Regions from separate parts of the Homo sapiens genome. Here region 1 is linked to region 2. A link is a contact called in ENCODE Hi-C or POLR2A ChIA-PET data. All regions are on one chromosome and are shown on one strand. The core of a region is the stretch at or near the end of the contact, and the rest is flanking DNA. Distances in the headings are between cores, read along the strand shown.

Region 1 (5,991 bases), core at 1,297-3,796, 350 kb after region 2:
TTAAAGCAAGAAGCTCCATGATTCCTCAGCAACTGAAACACTCTGAGAATGTCTGGGCCCCACTGTGAGGCCCCATGCCCACCCAAACCTCACTAACAGCCCCGCTTCATGATTTTTCTCTGACCTGTGTTCAAGGCATTCATTATGAATGGCTGGAGGCTGAACATTTAAGATAAGGGATCACGACCGGGTGTGGTGGCTCACACCTGTAATCCCAGCACTTTGGGAGGCCGAGGTGGGCAGGTCACCTGAGGTCAGGAGTTCGAGACCAGCCTGACTAACATGGTGAAACCCTGTCTCTACCAAAAATACAAAAATTAGCTGGGCATACTGGTGGGCGCCTGTAATCCCAGCTGCTTGGGAGGCTGAGGCAGGAGAATCGCTTGAACCCAGGAGGCGGATGTTGCAGTGAGCCGAGATCACACCATCGCACTCCTGCCTGAGTGACAAAAAAAAAAAAAAGATACGATCACTTGCAAACAAATGATCACAAAAATGCCAAGAACTGAGGAGGAACTAAACTTATTTTTAGCTTAAAAAAAAAAAAAGAACCAAGTAAAAAGGGACATTATCTAAGATCCAATTCAGTAAGTTTCTGATAGTTTATCTTTGTAACTTCCTAAAGCTACTGCTTGTTTATTTAAATTTTTAGAAATCATATGGCAATAACAACAAAGATAGAAATTTGTTGTTTTGTAGAAATTTGGGGGAGAAAGTGAGAATAGAAACATTATTTTGTAAAGGCAGTGAGTAAATATTCAAAGGAAACACTTAGGTTAATTCATTTAACCCCATCAGATGCTAGTATTAGCTCTGCTTACAGATAAAGAAAGAGGTCCCCAGAGAGTCAGTGACTTGCCCAAGGGAGGGGGCAGAATTTCCACTCTAAATCACTGAATTAATTTTTATTAAAAAGGCAGAAAACAATGACTCAGCAAGCTGTTACACCCCCTTGGAGTAAAACAGAAAGATTAAAATTACACTTGAAGGAAAGGCAGGCCATCTTGTCCCTATTTTAAGAAAGTGAAATAATTCACTTTACATAGACTGTTGCCTTAGGCCCAGGAGTCTTTATATAAGATCCCAATTTGGAACATACCAAGACAGTTTGTGCATATTTTTATTAAGTCACTTCTGAGTTACTCTGTGAAAACCGGGAAAAAAGCACCTTCCAAACTTGTTGAAAAGGGATGGCCAGCACTACGGGTTGATCAGTAAGCACTGGCGGATGGAGAACCCTGGGAGTTGTTCAGCATGGACATGGAGGCCGTCTCCGGGTGAGTGCACACCCCACCCGCCCACTGTGAGCAGAGAGGCCTCATGAGGACCCAAGGCTGCTACCAACAGAACCAGAGGGGGACTCCGGGCACCCATCGTCAGCCTTGCTTACTCCGTGAATTGTCGAACTTCACACTGTACCAGTTTTCTTCAGTGAGACATACAGGTTTTGTAATTTGGAAAAAAAAGAAAAGAAAAAGCATTCTGAAGATAAGGCAAGGAAAGATTTGGACTTTAATTGAAACATTTTAATTTAAAATGTTAATTAAACAGCTTTAATTTTGATGATTAGATTTGAGGGTCATCACACTTTCGTGTACACACATTTGGAAATGAAGACTGGCCACATTTTAAATCCATGTCTTCCATAACTGTGAGCCATGCCTTCTCTAGCTTAGAGCCAAATAAAATCGGACTCACCATTTTGTAAGGACCCTACTTTTTAATCATTGTAATATTATTATCATTTTCCCTAATAGAAATAGAGTCCAGTTGAGGCTACATAATTTGCCCAACAGAGAAAGAGAAAAAGAACAGGCCATTTTTTTTGAGGGTCTGCCTAGCATGTGCACTTAGTATGGTGCTAACCATTCCGCAAACAGATTCTAACCCTGCCCCTGTCACAGATAGGACTAGCTGTGGAAGCATCAGGATTTGAACCCGGTTCCTTCCGACTGTAGAGCCGGTTCTTGACATTCTCACTCAGTATTTCCTGCAAGTGCACACCTTGGAGATGCCCAGGAGACGCTGGAAGATGAGATCAAGACAGTAGGCTGAGCCCGGCTGCAGCCACCACCTCCTGCTCCAAATCCTTAGAAATTATTACAAATATCAACAAGCCTTATTAGCATGGGAAAAGAAGTGACCTGAGAAGACCGGAATCCACTGTGCGTGAGGTGGAGAAGGCTTGGGAGAGCTCCGAGGCTGCTGGGGGACATGGGAAGCAAGAGGGTCCCCAGGTCACCAGCAGGGCGACTGGGAGGAGTGGGGAGCCATAGTGGGCAGACTCCTGTGGATCTGGCCCCTCTCCAGCTTGTGCCAGGCAGCCTGGGACTGATGGGTCTACACTCGATGTGGGCTAAAGAGAAAGTGTGCTGGGCAACTCCCAGGAGGCACACGGAGCCCACCACCCGGAAGCCATGCTCTGGATGTCCCCAAGGCAGCCTGCTACAGTCCCCTGGCCCTCCTCTTCGCAGGCTATTGTGACAAATGCTGTGTTCACAGACAGCTACGGGGAATCCCGAGCAGAACAGTCAGCATCCACCCAGGCACCCGCAAGCATCTGAGGAAGAGCAGCGCCATAAAGAGAAGCACGAAACTCCTCTAACCAAGCCAGCACACAGGCAGGCCACCGATCAGCAGGAAGAGACATCCCACCTTACACACACACACACACACACACACACACACACACACACAGAGACATAGACACACACAGACACACACACACACACAGACACACACACACACAGAGACACACACAGACACACACAGAGACACAGACACACACATACAGGCACACACACACACACACAAAGACACACACAGAGACACAGACACACACACACAGACACACACACATAGACACACACAGACACACACACGGACACACACAGAGACACAGACACACACACAGACAGACACACACAGACACACACACAGACACATACAGACACACACAGAAACACACATGCACAAAGACACACAGACACACACATAGATATGCAGACACACAGACACACATACAAAGAGACACACACAGACACACACACACAGAAAATATTTATGTTTCCTCTTTATGTAGCCAAGGGCACAGGCTCATTGGAAGCAGTCTGATCACCTAGGGGAGAAGCTGTGTCATATTTCACCACTGTCCCCCTTGGGCCTCAGAGTCCCCAGGAGGAAGTGAGCAGCTGACAGTGACAATGTCTCTGCAAGGCAGGGTCTAGCCAGGTCAGAGGGCCTGCACATCTTGCTGCATCCTCACATTACTGTTCGGGGCAAACCTACACAAATCACACAGTCACTGAGATAAGACAGCTTTGGGCTTTCCTGATTCACAACACAGCTTGGTATTGTCAACTGTTCATCCTTATCTTGGAGGAAAAGACTGAGTTAGCATGGGAGCTTCCCTAAGCAGAATCTCAGGCTCCAGCTTTCCAGCACCTCCAGGGCCCCTCTCTACACAGAATTAATGTTAGCAGAGCGAGAATGAATTCAGAATAAATATTACTGATGTCTTGGAGAGAAACAGGAGGATGCAGCATCCACAAACAAGAATCAACTAAAACTCTTGGGAATTAAAACGAGAAGAGTTGCACTGTGAAGCACAGTGGGTGAGCTGCAGAGCAGAGACACCGTTGAAGGACAAATCAGGAATCTGGAAGACCAAGAGGAGGATGCAGCACCAAAAGACAAGGAGGCCGGGAGCAGAGATAAAAGAGTGAGAGACATTGAAGATATTTTTTGAAGTTTTTCAAAATGTGTCTAATGAGAGTTTCAGAAACATATACTTAAATAAATAAGAATAATTTTCAAGTTGCAAAAATATGAGTCCTCAGAAGTGACAGGATACTAGTCAAGAAGAGTAAATTTAGAAAAAAGAAGAATGAAGGACTAGTGAAATAAACAATCTTATGGAAAGACTGATCAACAACAAAATGAGAGAGAGAGAGAGAGCAGGACATGTGAGAACACAAAAGCATTATCTGAAACAAAGAGATAAAACTATATTAGAGAACTTAAAATCATGGCATCATCAGCAAAGGACACAGGGATTCTTGGAGAAACAGTGCATCGTGCATCCGGGGCAGGATATGGACAATCTGGCCCTGGATGTCTTGTCACATCAGAAAGCAAGGAAGTTATCAAAGACTTCTGGGGTCATGCCAAAAGATAGAGGAACCTACTCAGGGGGCCTACTGGCAAAAGAGGAACAGCGTTAGCATCAAGAATCAAATAAATTAAAATTCATGAGTTCATAATGATACTAAGGAAAAAAAACCCCACCTTCATTGGCCGCCTTCAAAAGGTGCTAGGGAATTGACTTATTTTCAGTAGAATGAATAAGAAAACTAAGAGAAAAAAACCCAACTATTTACCCCGACTTTGCTGTACAAACTGTAACTCAGGGTACCACAGAGTTAATGGAAGAAATTTCTTCTTTAGAGATCACTTTCAGCTGATAAATGAAGAAGGTAAGATAGACTTAAAATAACACCACTTTGCAACCTCAAATTAAATAATTGATCTAAGCAACCATCAATGACTGATAAAACCATTGTGTGAAAAGTCGAAAAACCATTAGGACGTTTATAAAGAGTGATTGCGCTGACACCACTGAAAATCATTAAAAAACTCTAAACATCAGAGAGAGACAATTAGACATTCTGTGACTAGGTGATGCAGGAGGAAGAACCCACCATCTATTGGGCATTTTTGCCAAAACATCTTACTAAATCTAATCAGGCCTCTGGATCTACAAAAACATAGGGAAGGTGGGAACATGTCAGGCCACACATAGAAATGCAATTGCCAAAAATCCAGACTGTGGAAAATTGCAAAGGACAAACAATATGGCTTTATCAACAAAAGAAACTGCAATGAAAAAGAAATTGAGGGAGAAAGATAGAAATTAAGAGACTTAGGAACTGTACTGTCCCATGTCCCAGCATGCAAGGGCACTGACTCAACAAACCTGCCCCAAACAAACCAGTGATAAAAACAGAGACAATGCAGGACATTTGAACACTGACTAGATATTTGATATTTTGACTTTTTTATTTATTTTGAGATGGAGTTTCACTCTTGTTGCCCAGGCTGGAGTGCAATGGCATGATCTGGGCTCACTGTAACGTCCATCTCCTGGGTTCAAGCGATTCTCCTGTCTCAGTCTCCCGAGTAGCTGGGATTACAGGTGCCCGCCACCATGCCTCGCTAGTTTTTTGTATTTTTAGTAGAGATGGGGTTTCTCCATGTTAGTCAGGTTGGTCCCAAACTCCTGACCTCAGGTGATCCACCCACCTCAGCCTCCTAAAGTCCTAGGATTACAGGCATGAGCCACCACACCCGGCCCTCTCCAGCCAAGGGTCCAGCCTGGGTCTCCCCTCTCAGAAGCCTAGCCTGTCAACAGCATGCTATTGTGGGCATACATTAACATACACTTTTAAACATACATTTAAACGTATGTTAAATGTATTTTGTTTTTTCTTTTCTAGACTTCTTAAGCTATAAGTATGGAATTGGGTTCTAAATCATCTGGAAAGAGAGAGAAGGGGGTTTACATGGATGCAGATTGGCCATGTGGGGGAAGGAGGGAGGATGGCAGAAGGTGGGTTACCTGCATGGGAGGAGTAAGTTCCAGTGCACCAGAGCACTGGAGGGGGAATCGAGTTAACAATAGTTTGTGGTCTGTTTTCAAAAAGCTAGAAGAGTGGCTTTTGCATGTTCCCAACACCAAGAAATGAAAAATGTTTGCGGTGATAGATATGCTAATTATCCTTATTTGATCATTACACATTGTATACATGTATCCAAGTATCACTCTGTATCCCATAGACAAGCACAATTATTACATGTCAACTAAAAACAAGAGGGTTAAAAAAAAGATTGCCCATGTGTGATAATTACTGAAATTGGGTAATGGGTACAAAGGGGTGCATTTTAATATTCTCTCTACTTGTGTACTGTGTTCAAAAGTTTCTGTAATAAAAA
Region 2 (5,973 bases), core at 2,375-4,874:
TGTATGTAGAAAATCCACAAGAATGGTTACAGATAAACTTAAGTAAATTTCACAAGATCGCTGGATGTAACGCCAATATACAAAAATCTGCTGTATTTAAATATATCAAACTAATGATTAGAAAATGGAGTTTTTAAACAAAAGGTACTATTTACAGTAGCATCAAAATCTATCAAATATCTAGACAATCTAGTAAAGGATATACAAGGCCTTGACACAAAATCTGCAGGATGCTGCTGAAATTAAAGAGTGCCTCAATAAATGTAGGGCTATAATATGCCCATTGATTGGAATACTTCATATTGTAAAGATATTAATTCTCTCCAAATTCTTCTACAGATCCAACACACTACAAATCAAATCATGGGTGCTTTTTCACATATATCTATAATTTATGTTCACATGCAAAGGATTAGAATAATCAGATAACTACTAGATAATCTGAGAAAAAAATGGGAGCTTTTTTTGAGGGACAAATACCAAGTCTTTTTCTAAAGCTTGTATTCTGCAAGGATAGCTGACTAAACCCATGGAAAAGAACAGCTAGTTCAGAAGCAGAGGCCCTCACATATTTGGACACTTGATTTTTGAAAAGAGCTGCTCTGCAGAGCAGTGGGGGAGAAGATGGTCTTTTCAATAAATGGTGCTGGGTCCACCAAATATCCATATGGGGAAAAATATATCTTCTTCCCTACCTTAGACTATGCACAAAAATCTAGGCCAGAGAGACTGCAGATCTAAATGGACAAGGTGGAAGAAGAAAGCTTTTAGAAGAAAATATAATTTTGGAGTAGGCAAAAGTTTCTCACAGCGTACTCGAAAACTATTAGCTGTATAGGGAACGGTTCATAAATCAGACTGTATTAAAATGAAGAACCTCTATTCATCAAAAGATACCATTAAGAGAGTGAAAACCCAAGCCACAGGGGGAAGATACTCACTACAGACATAGCTCACAAGGTTCCTATTGAAAAAATATAAAGAGCTCCTACAAATCAGTTTAAAAATAAAGCCCAATAGAAAAATGGGCAAAACACCTAAGCAGACACTTCATTAAAGAGGTTATCCAAACAAACATAAATATATTTTTTAAAGTTCTCAATTGTGTTAGTAATTAGGGAAATACAGTTAAAACCACAATTTCATACCATTACCTATCTACCAGAATGGCTAAGATTAAAAAGACAATACTAAACGTTAGCAAGGAGTTTAAGTTGGCAACCACTTTGGAAAACTATGTCCTACTTAAGCTGAACATAAGTAAGCCCTATGACCCAGTAATTCCATCCCTGGGAGTATATCAGTATATGTGTTCACATAAAGATATATATTATTGAGTTTGTAGGTACACTATTTATAATATAAAAGAGTGAAAATTACCCAAATGTTCATCAACAGCAGAATGGATAAGTAAATTGTAAAACATCCACAATGAAATACCATATTACAGTGAGAATAGATTAACTACATCTACACACAAACATAATGTTTAGCAAAAAATATGCAAGGTACTTCATTTGCATAAATACAAAACTAGATAAAGCAAATCTATACAAGATGGCAGGATAATGGTTACCCTTGGGGCAAGGGTGGTGACTAGATGAAGACAGGAGGAGGGCTTCTGGAATGTGGCAATGTCCTGTTCTTACGAGGATGCTAGTTGGTTGGGTGTGTTCAGTTTGCATTCTTCTATATGTATATCATACTTCAATAAAAGTTCAAGGAGAATCATCTCCGGGTGGATTGCAGAACTAAATGTGAAAAGCAAAACAATCGTCTAGTAGACCACATAGGAAAATATGATGGGGGTAAGGGAAGATTTCCTAAGGCACATGCACATGCACACACACCCAATCCACTAACCTAAAGAAAATAATTGAACTACATAAAACTTGGAAACTTCTCAGCCAGGCGAGGCGGCTCACGCCTGTAATCCCAGCACTGTGGGAGTCTGAGGCAGGTGGATCACTTGAGCTCAGGAGTTGGAGACCAGCCTGGGCCACATATCAAAACCTTGTCTCTACAAAAAATACAAAAGTTAGCCAGGCCTGTTGACCTGTGCCTATAGTCCCGGCTATTTGGGAGGCTGAGGTGGGAGGATCTCTTGAGCCTGAGAGGTCAAGGCTGCAGTGAGTCCTGATGGCACCACTGCACTCCGGCCTAGGTGACAGAGTGAGACCCTGTCTAAAAAAAAAAAAAAAAAAAAAAAAAAAAAATCTAATCATCAACACCATTAAGAGTGAAAAGGCAAGCCACAGAGTGTGTTCATATCCCTAATATATAAAGAAATTCCACAAATCAATAAGAAAAAAGGCAGACAACTCCATAAGGAAAAAAAAAAAATGAGCCAGGGACTCGAAAGAACACTTAACCAAGGAAGCTATCAGAATGGGCACCATACACATGAGAAGGTTCTCAGCTTCATTAGTTATTAGAGAAAAGCAAAGCAAAGCAGTAGTGCAATACCACCACACACCCATCAGAATAGCTGAAGTTATAGAGTTAAAATGCCAAGAAGGCTGAAGCTGGAAGCCATGAAAACCCTTACACACCGCTGGAGTGTGTATATTATTTCAGCCTCTTAGCATAACTGTTGGGCATTACTTATTGATGATAGATATACCCTATGTCCCAGCAGTCCCACTCCAGGACAAACTCATGCAAACGTGCATCAGAACCACGTACCAGAAAATTCATAGTAGCATTACTCAGAATAGCCCTAACTGAAAACAACTTTGATGTCTATCAACAGCAGAATAAGTAATTTATGGTATAATATATACAATGGAATTCTCTTCAGCAGCAAAAGCAAACAAACCATCTCTGTATGCAACCTGGATGGACTCCAGACATAATATAGACTCCATGAAACTAGGCCAAAAAAAAAAGCATACTGCATGATTCTATTTATAGCAAAAGCAAGCAAACCGAATTTGTAGTGTTGAGTTCGCGGTTGCCTTTTGGGAAAGAGGGAGGCTTTCAGAATAGCGGTGTTTTGGATCCCGGTGTCGGCTACGCAGCTGTGTTCACTCTGGTCATTAATCACTGTAAATTCCTGATATGCACACTTTTATGTATATCACATTTCATACATATGAATATTCAGAAGTCTAAAGGTCACAAGCTTAACCGCAAACCCTACCGTGCCCGAGGCCGGGCTGGACTTGCGGGGCGGTGGGGTTGTCCCGGCGACCTGCCCCAGGCGGGCCACCTAGCCCGGGATCTCACACTGTAGCCCGGAGCCAAGGCCCAGGCCCGGGGCGGGCACCTGAACTGCTGGACCCTTCACTGAACCCCACGGGTTCCCGCGACGGCTGGTGGAGGGAGGACAGTCACCGCTTCCCCTCCCACCTCGAGGTGCGCTAATGCATGAGAAAGTTCCCCTCGGGTGTTTCCACATTCGCCTTAACTTTTAAACACCAACGTCTGGAATCAGGGGTCCTCCAGACTCCGAAACACACCCTAGGAAACAACCCAGAACGAGACACATCCCCTGTGCGCGCGCCACGACTTCCGGCAAGAACGCCCCCGGAGGCGTGGCTCTTCGATTGCTTCGGCCTGGCGGTCGAGCTGCGCGCGCACTCGGCGGCTGCGATTGGTGCTGCCTGGCGGCGGGGCGCGGGGCACGCTGGGACGTCTCGCTGGCGGGAGGCCACGGGCTTTCCACAGCGCGGGGGAACGGGAGGCTGCAGGATGGTCAAGCTGACGGCGGAGCTGATCGAGCAGGCGGCGCAGTACACCAACGCGGTGCGCGACCGGGAGCTGGACCTCCGGGGTGAGTCCGGGGGCGTGGGCGGCCAGTCCCCAGGCGGCACCGAGCCGCCTTATTTTCCGCGCTTTGCCGCGTGCACCGAAGGCCGGAGCTTGGCCCGCGGGCCGGTTGTCTGGGCTCCGACCGGGCTGCGCAGGGAACGCCGGGCCTGATTCTTGCCGTTGTTGCCAGATGAGCATCCGGTTAAGCTCCTGGGAGCCTTCTGTTAGCGCCGTGCCTCTTGACAGGCACGGGTGACTTCATTACTTCCTGGTGCGTCCTCGTGGGGCCCTGTTAGGCCTTGCTTGGCTGTTTCGCCGCTGGCTGTTTGAGGGCCCGGAAGAGCGGCTCATTAATGGTTGTAACGCAAGTGCAGGGCGCGGGATTGGTTCTTAATACTTGCCGCCAGATGATATTTTGAGCGTAGATAGGATATGTGTTCATTATTCCTAATGTGAGGGAGGAAACTAAGTCCCCGAACAACCGCGATTGTTTCCTCCAGTATTTTCTACTTAGTAGCTTTAATTGTCTGGCGTTTCCCCTATATGAAGACGTTTTAAAAATTGAACTGTGTCACCCAGGCTTGCACCGCCGGGTGCTGTGTGTAAGTTGTGGAAGCGCTCGCAATTATTCAGATTCCTGTACTATTTCAACCTTAGCAAGACTTGGTAAGATACTGGGAGGGCAGCTAGCTAGTTGGCATTTCAGGAGACGGCTTTAAAAGGGACGTGATAGAGCAACTTCTCTGAGGATAAGACCATGCTGTCGTAGCCTGAGATTTGTTCCCATGGGGACCTATGGCCTCGGAGCAGCATCGCTGCGGGATCTGCTTAGATTTCTTGCCGACCTTTGGGAAATCCCACTGTTTTGTGTTGTGTTGTGTTGAGATGGAGTCTCGCTCTTTCCGCCCCAGCTGGAGCGCAGTGGCGTGATCTCGGCTCACTGCAACCGCCGCCTCCCCGGTTCAGGTGATTCCTGTGTCTCAAGCCTCCCGAGTAGCTGGGAATACAGGCATGCGCCACCACGCCCGGCTAATTTTTTGTATTTTTAGTAAAGACATGGTTTCTCCATGTTGGTCAGGCTGGTCTCGAACTCCCGACCTCAGGTGATCCGCCCGCCTTGGTCTCCCGAAGTGCTGGGATTACAGGCTTGAGCCACTGCGCCCGGCCCAACTCACCACTTTTGATGATCTCTGCCATTTCTCTTTATGGAGCATGTGCAGTGTTGAGAATACGTATTTTGATGCAGTACGTGTAGTACAGCTCTGAATTGTGTCCTTTAACTTTGGGTAAGTTCTTTTTTTAGTAGACCTTGCTTCTTCGGAATATTTCTTTTCTTATAGTGCCTAACACAATAATTATGCCCAAATTAGACAAATTAACATTTGAGTGTTCACAGATTTATTACTGTATTTAAACCATTGATCTTCAATTCTGAATTGGAGCTGGGGGAGGGGAGGGAGAACTGTCGTGATATGTTGAGGCTGTTCTGATGGGTTCTAAGAATCTGGCCTGTGGAGATGCAAGAGTGGAGAACTGTCGTCCACAATGTTTGAACGCCGTTTGGGCACTGAGACTAAGCAGCTCCAAGTGTAAACTCCTGTTGTGCCGATTCCGCTTAACTAGCCCAAACGACTTAGGACAGTGTGAGGCACCTTGTAAATGTTCTTATAAATGTTAGCTGCCTATATCAGCCATTGTTATTGTCCTTGTCCTTGTTGTCATCAGATTCTAAGCTTCATGGCACTGGGGACTTGAGACTCGTTCAGCGTTTTCTCTCTAGTATCTTAAACAGCGGCAAGTCATGCGTGACCCGACATAGGTGCTAGGTAATACTTCCTGAATAAATCAAAGCCTGGAGTCAGATACTATGAAATACAGCTAATGCTTTAAGGGGCAACTGTTTAGTTATATTAATACCTCTTGTGTTTTTTTCCTCCATTTTATAGGGTATAAAATTCCCGTCATTGAAAATCTAGGTGCTACGTTAGACCAGTTTGATGCTATTGATTTTTCTGACAATGAGATCAGGAAACTGGATGGTTTTCCTTTGTTGAGAAGACTGAAAACATTGTTAGTGAACAACAACAGAATATGGTACGTGTCTGTAGGGGAAAGTAATTTTTTCCCCTAGAGTAAATGTTGCAGTGTTTCCTGAAGAAGTTGTAGCACGTGCTACTGGTTAAACCTACATGTTTCTTTTTCTTTTTCTTTTTCTTTTTT

Evidence for each region. Hi-C counts contacts between places; a loop is a spot of excess contacts on that map. ChIA-PET counts read pairs that join two places held with the same protein, here RNA polymerase II (POLR2A). Pooled maps may share reads with other maps.
Region 1: a pooled map shows a loop between it and region 2 (2.8-fold over the local background). The contact joins the enhancer-like site here to the promoter of SNRPA1 in region 2. A Hi-C loop is called at or near these places in 2 of 50 pooled maps. POLR2A ChIA-PET finds 5 or more read pairs at or near these places in 2 of 52 experiments (OCI-LY7 and activated B cell).

The regions. Positions count from the first base shown.
Region 1 is chr15:100,938,171-100,944,161 of GRCh38, reverse strand. All of the region lies in intron 2 of LRRK1 (leucine rich repeat kinase 1), which reads right to left. Among named protein-coding and RNA genes, the nearest start is that of LRRK1, 22 kb to the right of the region's middle. RefSeq lists enhancers at 2,295-2,444, 2,485-2,624. Within about 2 kb of position 2,546, at least 4 of the 41 ENCODE cell types and tissues checked have a DNase peak (open chromatin) inside an H3K27ac peak, as active enhancers do; they include OCI-LY7, where a contact is called at or near this core.
Region 2 is chr15:101,292,899-101,298,871 of GRCh38, reverse strand. SNRPA1 (small nuclear ribonucleoprotein polypeptide A') reads left to right here and starts at 3,624. Exons shown (of 9, transcript NM_003090.4): 1 at 3,624-3,775; 2 at 5,700-5,847. The coding sequence starts at 3,694. SNRPA1-DT (SNRPA1 divergent transcript) reads right to left here and starts at 3,524. Exons shown (of 2, transcript NR_186319.1): 1 at 3,143-3,524. RefSeq lists enhancers at 3,276-3,365, 3,426-3,475, 4,039-4,670, 5,588-5,667 and a silencer at 3,706-3,895.